Linked DNA regions of Mus musculus: region 2 is linked to region 1. Evidence: chromatin loops called from intact Hi-C (ENCODE). Cell type or tissue: gastrocnemius. All regions are shown on one strand.

Region 1 (5,000 bases):
CAGCATGTACACTGCATGTGTGTGTGTGTGCACTACACTCCAGGTGTGTCTTTTCTTGCTTCTGTCTTCCTCTGTCTCTTCCTTCCCTCCCTTTCCCCCTCCTTCCATTTTTCCTCATTAAAGACCCAGAAAGGCTCAAGTCCTTGGAGAGCGCCCCCCATATCCCTGGAAGTGTAGCCCCTGGGAGAGCACCCCCTGAGAGAGTGCCACCCCCTAGAGGGTGCCACCCTGGGAGACGAGAGTGTGCTCCCTGGGGGGTGCCTCCTGGGTGTGTGCCGCCCTGGACTATACCCCCACTTCTGGCAGCAATATGTACTTCCTCATATAATGCTAATCTTGCTTTCTAGACAACCTTCACCATGCTAAGAACACTTTGTGGGGAAGAAAAGTGGGTACAAACCAGGCTTGGTACAGCAGTTCAGCTCATGCCTACCATCTCAGCACTAGGTGGGTAGAGGCAGGACGAGGCATTTCAGGTTATCTCTGGCTACAGAGTGAGCTTCAGGCCAGCTGGGGATATGCAAATTGGTCTCAGAAACAACACAAAGAGAAGGAATGAAAGAAAGAAAGAAAGAAAGAAAGAAAGAAAGAAAGAAAGAAAGAAAGAAAGAAAGAAAGAAAGGAGGGAGGGAGGGAGGGAGGGAGGGAGGGAGGGAGGGAAGCCAGCCAGGCTTCAGGTGAGCCTGAGGCCCCTCCCAGTGCAGGTGAGAAAGCCCTCAGGGGACAGACAGATTTAAGAAACACAGAAGAGCGTGCCTGTGGCAGGATCACTGAACACTGAGAGCCATCATGGCAGTGACAGGTCACTGCCCATGAAGTAAACCACGAAGCCTACCCACTCAGAAAGAAACCAAAGAAATCAGGCCAGCGTTCCACCTTCATAGATGTCGGCAATCTCCCAGAGAGGAAATGAGAGACCCACGGTTCACAGTTCACCAGCCCTGGAACTGATGAAGCAGACTCCACTGACAAACTCTTATTTACCCTTGCACACTAAATAATGGTCTCCAAAGACTGTTTCCCCCCACCCCAAAAGGATTCTATGTTGTGTGTGCTGCAGTGCACATACGCAGAGGCATGACTCAACTGGCCTCATCAGACGCCGTCCACTTTATTTTCTGAGTCGGGGTCTCTCGCTAGCCTCAATGCGCTGGTTCAGCTAGAATGGGCAGCCAGTGAGCCCCAGGTCCTCCCTTCTGTACCACCCAACACAGGGATAAGGAGTGTGTCCTGCCACACCCAGCCTTTTATGTGGGTTCTAGGACTCGAACTCGGGTCCTTACTTTACCAACGGAGTCATCATCCTGTGAGAGCATTTTAAGGGTCCCTGGGTGTGTGCTGGGAGCCACCTAGCCAGAGCCACCCAGCCAGAGTCACCAACCACAGAGCAGGGACAGAGCCCTTGAGTCAGAGATCCATGTGCCATCTAGTTAGTAGCCACCAAAGTCTAGACAAGCTCCCTTCCAGTTGGTGCCTGTGTCCCTTCAATTCCTGCTGTGTGACAGCCTGACAGCTCTGTCCCTGTGAGATGGCTCTGAGCACAGGACCTGCAGAACCAAGTTGGAATACGCCTCTGCTGTTCCTTGTGGGGACAGCTCCGGAACTCACCGGAGAGGCTTGACAGCCAGCTGCTCGGGGGATAAACCTGCTGATGGGACACTGTAGGGGCCAGACGACACAGCGGCGATCTTGCAGAACCTCATGACACCTGGTGGCACCTCTGATCTGACCCAGATTGTCCTTGTTGCTCCTGGGAGGGTCCAATGCACACCATATCACCAGGAAGTTAACCAAGGGCCTCCCTCCAGTAAGGCCACCAGCCTGTTCTCTCCAGGAATACTTAGGACTTAAGGGGAAGAAAGCCTCTGGTGATGTGGCTACTTTTATAGACCAGAGAGTACTGAGTCGGGCTACAGTGTGGCTCCTGACTGGACAGACACCAGCTTTGCCTAGAAGACAGGCCCAAGGTCACAAGAGGCCGAGTCTGGAAAAGGTGATTTCTAACGTTGCAGCTTCACTGTCAGCCCTCCGGCTTGAAAGACCCTGGTTATGGAAGGGCCACCCTGTGCTGGGGAAATCTATTATCAGGCGATGAGGAAACTGAAGGAAAGAAAGGAGCAGAACTTCCATCCAAAGCATGTGCTGGGCCTGAAGTTCAGTGTGCGCGCAGCCCAGGCGCCCTCCAAGGAGCCACCGTGAAGAGCAGTGGCCTCCTGCCCAGGCAGCATCTGTCCCCTTGCTCAAATGTCAGCTGTCACCGGGACAAATCAGAGAACCACCTCGGGGCCCTCTCAGCTTCTCCCAGGGCGGCTGCCCGCGATGGCATCAAGAGCATGCAAAACCCCGGATGAGCGCAGCGCCCCCTGCTCTGGAGATGGCCCGGGATTTTCTGCCACCATGGAAGAAGACTCAGGTCTGCTCCACACGCCTCTGCCCTGGGCCCATCTCCCCTCTGGAACCTTCCATGGCTCCTCGGTCCTCCGTGCTCACTCGCAATGACCGCTGAGCTGGACTCACTGCAGATGCTCCATGGTTTCAGGGTTTCAGGGCCTCGTTCCGTTTCCATGTTAAATGCATCACTTTCCTGGCCAGAGTGCATCCTCTCCATCCCACCCCACCCTACCCCACAGTGGCTCTGAGATCCCAGTTCCCTCCTCACAGATCTGTCTGAGGAGACAGCGCGTCTCTGACACCTCATTGCTGGGAGGTGGCTGCTGTGTCCCGGGCTCTACTGTGCTGTTTGTGGGGCCGGCTGTGGGCGGTTTCCTCCCTGGAACATGTTTGCATTGTGAGTTCCAGGGTCTCTTCAAGATCTTTGAATCTGCCTTCAGGGTAGCTGGGTGGGAGCTTGGCCCGTTCAATCCCAAGCTCAAAACGATGAGGCGATAAGGAGACACTGGCCTTTCTATGAGGTTATGTACAGGATTAGAACTCAGAGACCCAGCCAAAATGGAGAACTCTGTCTGGGCCTGAGGCTGGTCCTGGAGCCGCCCCCCCTCGCCCCCCTCCCCCGAAACCCCTCTGGCCTCTCCAGTCCTCATGCAGGAAGAAGGGTAATGAGTCGTAAGACACCAGCTTTTCTGTCCAGAAATCTCTCCGCCATGGTTTGAGGTCATGTATTTGGATATTACTTTCCTAACTCACCAGTTATTTTTCTTAAAATAATCAGCTCCCGCGGATTCTTGCGGCAAAGAGCTTCCAGTAATGTCTGGGCGGAGGTGGAGTGTCGGGATTCCGACTGACTGCGTGGTTTAGGCCAGGTCACCTTGTGCAGGAAGGCCTGACACATCAAAGCATGGGGAGGCAGGCCTCCACTCCCGGGCCTCCACTGCGGGCAGCTTTACCACCGTCCTCTGCTGATTTTTACATTATAAATACAAGAGCTGGCGGAGCTCAGGTTTCTGTTGGATTCTTACAGCACTTTGCTCTCCAGTTTCCTAGACGCTGGGAGTCCGGCTGCCTGCACGGACTGGAGAGCTTAGAGATGGTTTTCCATATGCTGGGAGGAGGAGGGAGCAGTGTCCTTAGAGGGTGGCACTGAGCTGTCACAGGCTTCTCCAGGAGCCTAGCCAGTGCCTGCCACACCCTGTTTCCAGGAGGGGTACAATGGGAAGGGCTAAATGTCCTAGGATGGCCTACACTAGATGTGTGAACCCGGGCTCGCCTGGCTTCCTCCAAGAAGGGTAGGTCACCTATACCAGCCAATGTGAAATGGCCATCATGACAAGGCCCCTTCCTCCTGGCATCAGAGAGAATCCTTCAGACTCACAGCAGAAGAGGCAAGCACATCTGGGAAAGCCTGAGGTTTGCAGCTCAAAGAGGGAGGCTGAGATTCCTGGCTTCGCCAATCACGTAGCTGGCACCTGCAAGGCTCCGCCCTGCTCAGAAACTCAGAGCCAAAGCTTCTGCCAGATCTAGTCACACTTCTATTTAAAAAAAAAAAAAATCAAAACCATTTCTTATTTTAAAAATTCATGACTTTTAAGGTGTCTCCTCCCTTAAAACTTGGTTGAGTACTGAGCCTGGCTTCTGTGTAGCCTTGTTTGAATACAGGATGCTTGCCATTGTGATTCATGATGAAGCCACACTGGAGAGGGATGGCCCTCACTGATGAGGACTGTCCTTGTAAGAGGAAGAGAGAGACAGAGACATCTACTCAGCAAAAACCAGAAGATGGAGGCAGAGGGGCTGGAGAGATGGCTCAGTGGACGAGAGCTTACTACACAGGCGTGCAGAGCTGAGTTCAAATCCTCAGAACCTACATGTGACAGGCCTGTCACACCAGCACAGAACACAGAGGGCTTGTGGCCAGCCACCTGCACTCCAGGTTCAGTGACACAACTTCTGTGTCAAGGTAACGGTGTGAATCAGCTGAGGGGGACACCCAATGTCTTCCTCTAGCCCCTGCGTGTGTACACACGTATACATACACCACACATGTATAACATACTCATACCTACACACCAAACTAAATGATTTTTTTTAAATGGATGAAAAGATGCCGGGCGGTGGTGGCGCACGCCTTTAATCCCAACAGAGGCAGGCGGGTTTCTGAGTTCGAGGCCAGCCTGGTCTACAGAGTGAGTTCCAGGACAGCCAGGGCTACACAGAGAAACCCTGTCTCAAAAACAACAACAACAACAACAACAACAAAAGGATGAAAAGATGGACGCAGAGGCTAGAGAGCTGTGGCCAGAACTGATGGGATACAAGGTCTCAGAAGCAGGAAGGACCCTCCCTATAGAGGACACACATCCCTGACCTCAGGCTTCCAGCCTGCACGCTTGGGAGAATGTAATAATAGCAAGCCCCCCCCCCCCAGGTGTCTTGTCTTAGCGGTCCAGGGCAACACCCCTTCACCTCCCCACCCCCACTCCGCCCTGGTGGGCCCCTGTGAAAATTAAACATGGGACACAGTGTGACGATGATGCGCTGGCAGGGGAGGGACAGAAGGTCAGGGAGGGGGACCTATGCTGAGCTCTGAGGCCCCAATCCTCCCA
Region 2 (5,000 bases), 82 kb after region 1:
ACTCTCTCTCTCTCTCTCTCTCTCTCTCTCTCTCTCTCTCTCTTTTTGGTTGTTTTTTTGTTTTGTTTTTCGAGACAGGGTTTCTCTGTGTAGTCCTGGCTGTCCTGGAACTCACTTTGTAGGCCAGGCTGGCCTCGAACTCAGAAATCTGCCTGTCTCTGCCTCCCAAGTGCTGGGATTAAAGGTGTGTGCCACCACGCCCGGCGGGGAAACTCTTCTTAGCTGTGACTGGGACCATTCCCCGGGCAGGGGACCCTGGACTGTGTTGTATAAGGTGGAAAAAAACAGCCCAAAACTAGCATGTGTTTGTCATTCTCTGCTTAGCAATGTGACCAGTCACCTGCCAGTTCCTGCTGCCACGCCTCTCCTACCATGATGGACTGTAACCTCGAATTGGACATAAAAATAAACCCTTCCCTCCTTTAGTTGCTTCGGACAGCTACTTTCTCACAGCAAGAAAAGTAACACCGGACAGAGGGTGCCACGGTTGAGCAGGACACTCATGGCATCCATGGGTCTGTGGCTGAGAGTGTGACAGCTACCCACGCTCATCTCAGCCTGGCTGGCAGCTACTGGCCACTGGCCCCATCTCTGCCCAGATACCATTTCTCAATGGCACAGCAAGGTCAGCATTGCTTCTAGGTGTGACTCAGCCTAGCCTGGGTGACTCTGGGGATTTGGAGAGGCTGATCGCCACAGAGCTGTACCTAGCAACCGGTACCAAATCCAGCAATTAAGTATGGGCTTCCCAGGGCCATGGCTTCCAAAGAATGGGCAATCTCTCTGTGCTCTGGGCCTTCATGTTAGGTCCCTGAACTGATCTGTTCCTGTGGACCCAGGGCAGGGAAAAAGCTTTTTAGTGGGCCAGGGGATTCAGAAGGCCCTGGCTGGACGTCCCCTTGGTGCTCCCAGCCCTGTCACCTCAAATCTCCACTGAAAAGGAAACAGATGCCACGTGAATGGGAAGCCTCAACCGCCTTGACAGAACAGGGAGTCTAGTTTTCTCTTCCTCCTTGCTTCTCTCTTTCCCTGTAACTCCTGCACAGACTCCTGGGTCCCTCCTGCACTCCATACCACTAGCTGCAACACTTCTCCAGCTATGACAACTAGAACCACCATCATTAGACTCGAGCCAGAACTATCAGATCATCTTGTACCCCTCACCCAAGAGCAAGGGCTGGTCCTTAGCCTTGGTCTCTCTCATTGGCTTTATTAGCCAATAAATGACACCCAGAGCTCTATGGCTTGGCCTGGGGGTCAGAGGGAAGCGCCCTCTGTCTGGGAGAAGCATGAGAAAATAAAGGACCTTTCGGGGCTTGCTGTAAACTCCAGTGAAGAGTGGAGCACAGCTCGGTCCTGCACCCACACCCACTGGGATGAGATCATTCCTAAAAATTTCCCCCAAGGCAGGGAGAAGGCAGAGGCGGGAGCTGGGTGCCCTCGGGACTTCTGGAACTTCTGGCCTCCCAAGCTGCCACTCCCCCAAGCTGCCACTCCCCAAGCTGCCCCCACCCCCACACAGAACTTAGCAGGCATGAGCAGCTTCTTTGACCCCTTGGACCAAAGAGATGCTGTGCCCACTCAGCGCGAGTGGGAGCAAGTGGGCCTGTTTGTTCATACCCGGAGGTCTTCACAGGGTGGCCAGAGAAGCAGCCTACAGCTTGGCTGCCCCAGACAGGGAGGATGGACACTGAGAGAGGGGCCTCATGGGATCTGAGCAGACCAGCCCCGTTGCGTAGGTAGGTTCTTGGTAGAAGCTCTGGGAATCTGGGCCCATTTCCTGAGACATTCTGATCAAGGATAGACTAGTGCCCCACCAACTTGGATACAGTAATGGCTCAGGTCATAAAGCCCACCCAGCTCTAAGGCAAGTTCCATGTCACTAATCTGAGGCTTGGTGGCCAGAAGGGCCCCATGGTCATCAAATAGTAGGTATACTGTCACCATCAAGCTCAAGGACTATGACTCAACATCTGCTTGACCAACCTCTGTGTAAAAGCCAAGCAGGGCTGAACGCTCCGAAACTCCTAACCTGAGAATTCCGGGACTATTCTAGACCTAGCCCGTAGCCTCTGTGGGCTTCAGGGATGTGGGGATTCTCCAACATGAGTGTCCAAAGTATGACTGGCACCCTCAGCCAGAGTAAGGATGAACACTACCACTGCCAGTGTTCTGGTGGGCGTCCCCAGGGCTCCGGCAAGCATGTCCGTCACTGACAGCTGGAACCTGCTGAAAGCTGCTTCCATCCTTAACGCTGGAAGAGACAGCAAACCCAGACACACACACACCAACCCAACCACACATGTCCCCAGCTCACTGCCCTGGCGAATTCCACACATACTGCAGCCACAGCTATGGCAGGAATGGGAAGGCAGGGGTGATGGGGGACAGAGGAGGAAGCTGGCCTGAACAGGTGGCCTATAGGGAGACCTACAGGGAGTTTCAAGTGGCTCCTAATGCTGTGGCAACAGCTGGCCCCCAGCCCTGAACTCAGCGATGCTGGGTGGGAGGAAGCAGACACAAAAGTCTGCCACATTAAGGGGCTTTGAGGACAGACAACGGTCCCAGCCCCTGTGGCTGGAACATTCGTGGACCCAGCTTCCTTCCTACTGCTTTGGAAAGCATCAGCCTACCTGACTTTGCAAGGTGACATTTCCTTGCCGCTCACTAACTACTGGTCCAGCCTGTGCCAGTCTTCCTCAGAAGCTGTAAAATCCCTCTGAACCCTCTCCAAAGTTTTTATATGCGGCTATGGTTTGAGGGGTGGGAGAGCATGAAAAACTGCCAAAACCAAACTGATCAGCAGAAGCTGGACCCTCCATGCCAGGTTTGTGGCCTCAGTGGCAGACGGCCCACTCCTCGGCTCGGACATAAAGTGCCTGACCATCTTGCCACCTCCACACATCAAGGAGGAAGGCCCTGTTGTTTCCCCAAGTGGGATTTGAGCTGCAGGCTCTAAGAGGAACAAAGTCTTCCCAAAAATGAGTGTGGAAGAGGCCAGGAGGTGGAAGGCCCACACAAACGAGGCGGCTCAGCTCTGAGCACCCGCCGGGACCTAACAGCAGCCTCAGAGTTTCCTGGCATCTATCTGTTCACTGGTGTTGCAATGGGGGGGGGGGGTTGAGAGTCAGAAAGAAATATTATTAAGTGGTTTTTCTCCTGAGCCACAGGGCCAACTGGGCACACAGACCATCTGCAAAACCGCTTCAGCTGACTAGCAGGAACTGCGTCTGCCTGAGGATTAACCCCTCTAGGACCTGGTAGCACCGCTTGCAGAGCTTCCTGGTGATGGCAGCTGAAGGCACCTCTGCAGGGTGGGTGGCAGAGCAGAGTTGGAGGTGGTGGGATAGGGATTGGCACACTCTTCTGGCCTGTCTTCCTCTCTCTCCTCACCCAGATGTTAACAATGAACACAGAGGTGTGGCCCTAAAGACAGCACAGTTCCTAGCTCTGAGCCAGCTGTGACAGGGTCGGGACAGCAACCGGCCGGCCTCCTGGAATCAGGTGGGACTTGGACTTTGCCCATTTGCCTTATAGCAAAGCAGCCAGACTTAAGGCCACCTCAGACGTGGAAAGGGCCCTAGCGAGGCAGGCAGGGCCTGGGAGAGGGGTCGGCACTCTGGACGTTAAATGGATGGACCTGAAAACATGCGGCTGAGGCCCAGTTCCCAGCAGTAAAGACAGACACCACAGGACCCACCATAAACCCCAGGCATGCACAGGTCCTGTGCTGTCCTGTGCTGCTGTGTCCCAGCAGGTGGCATCTGAGGTGGCTGACAAGGGACTGCCCTTCATCAATGCCACTTCCTCTACTCAAGGATGTAGTGAAGCACGGAACACAGGCTCGTCTGGTCCCCCGGCAGGTCCTTCCTGTGTATGGCTGCTGCTGGAGCCAAGGTGAGGGCCCAAATGCCGAGGTACGTTTGAGGTAATTTTCTTTTACAGCTGAAGTGAAGGCTGCACGTATAAGATATTCCCATTGCGAGGGAGCAGGAGAGAGGGGGGAAGCTCTTGTACCGAGCCAGCTAGCTATCAAATCAAGTGTCAGAGTCAACCAATGTTGGCCTCTTAGAAAATGCCTAGCTGTAAGTACAGGAGGAACCACGCCATGCAGGCCACACAGGGCCAGAAGAGATGACATCTGCAGAGACTAATGGCAGGACTCTGAGGTCCAGAGGCCCAGCCAGGTATAGAGCCTCACTGGCCAAAAGTATCCAACACTGTCGAGCCCAGCCTCACGAATGATGGCCTAAGGGAGAGCTTCGAGATGCTTCATCGTCATCTCTGCCTCCGTCTCTCCAGCTCTGCCTGTCTTTATGGCTGATTCTGAGGCTTTTTGTTTGGTTTTGTTCTTGTTTTGTGAGACAAGATTTCTGCGTAGCTCTGCTGTCCTACTGTCCTAGAACAATCTCTGTAGACTAGGCTGGCCAGAACTCACAGAGATCCACCTGCCCCTGTCTACTGAGTGCTGGGATTAAAGGTGTGCATCACTGCCACTCAGGTCCCCCTGATTTTTAAGACAGGGTCTCTAACCCCCCACTGTCTGCCTTTGTCTCTTTATGTCTCTAACTCTGGAGCTTTCCTCTGTCTGACCTCTCTAACCCTCCACCCCTAGGGACTTTCAGAGGTGGGTGCTACTTGTCAGTCATTGTGCTGACCTTCAAGGGAGTTCCAGATTCTGGGAGCACAGTGGGTCCCTGGGTCTCCAGAGCAAGTCGTTTCTTTCTAGGCAGGCAGAGCTAGCAACTAGAAGGCTACCTGAAGCTTCACATGTGATTAAAGGTGGAATATATCTACGGCTGGGGCCCAAGGGCTCCAGGATTGAATGTCCAGATCTGACTGTGGGGTCAGACAAAGGCTCAGAGAAAGCACAGCAGGGTTATCACATACCCTGGGGCTGTAGACAGTCTGCCTTCTCCCTGTGTCACCCCCACCTAGAAGCTTACCAGCCATGTTCTCTGAGCCCCCTCTCTCAGTACTTAAGTTTGGTCTACCTGCCT

Evidence for each region. Peaks named below come from ENCODE experiments on the same cell type or tissue, not always from the same donor. Only the 100,000 strongest peaks of a DNase experiment are listed, where the experiment ranks them.
Region 2: it touches region 1 in a loop (2.1-fold over the local background); 1 of 42 quality-filtered maps calls a loop at or near these places.

Annotation. Positions count from the first base shown.
Region 1 is chr8:122,115,999-122,120,998 of GRCm38, reverse strand. It overlaps a transcript of Zfp469 not described here. Among named protein-coding and RNA genes, the nearest start is that of Gm34413, 24 kb to the right of the region's middle. In gastrocnemius, a CTCF peak has its summit at 2,319; a DNase peak (open chromatin) is centred at 2,267; H3K27ac peaks cover 2,899 bases.
Region 2 is chr8:122,033,872-122,038,871 of GRCm38, reverse strand. No RefSeq gene overlaps it. Among named protein-coding and RNA genes, the nearest start is that of Mir7237, 58 kb to the right of the region's middle. In gastrocnemius, no CTCF peak of the experiment used is centred here; a DNase peak (open chromatin) is centred at 2,844; H3K27ac peaks cover 2,559 bases.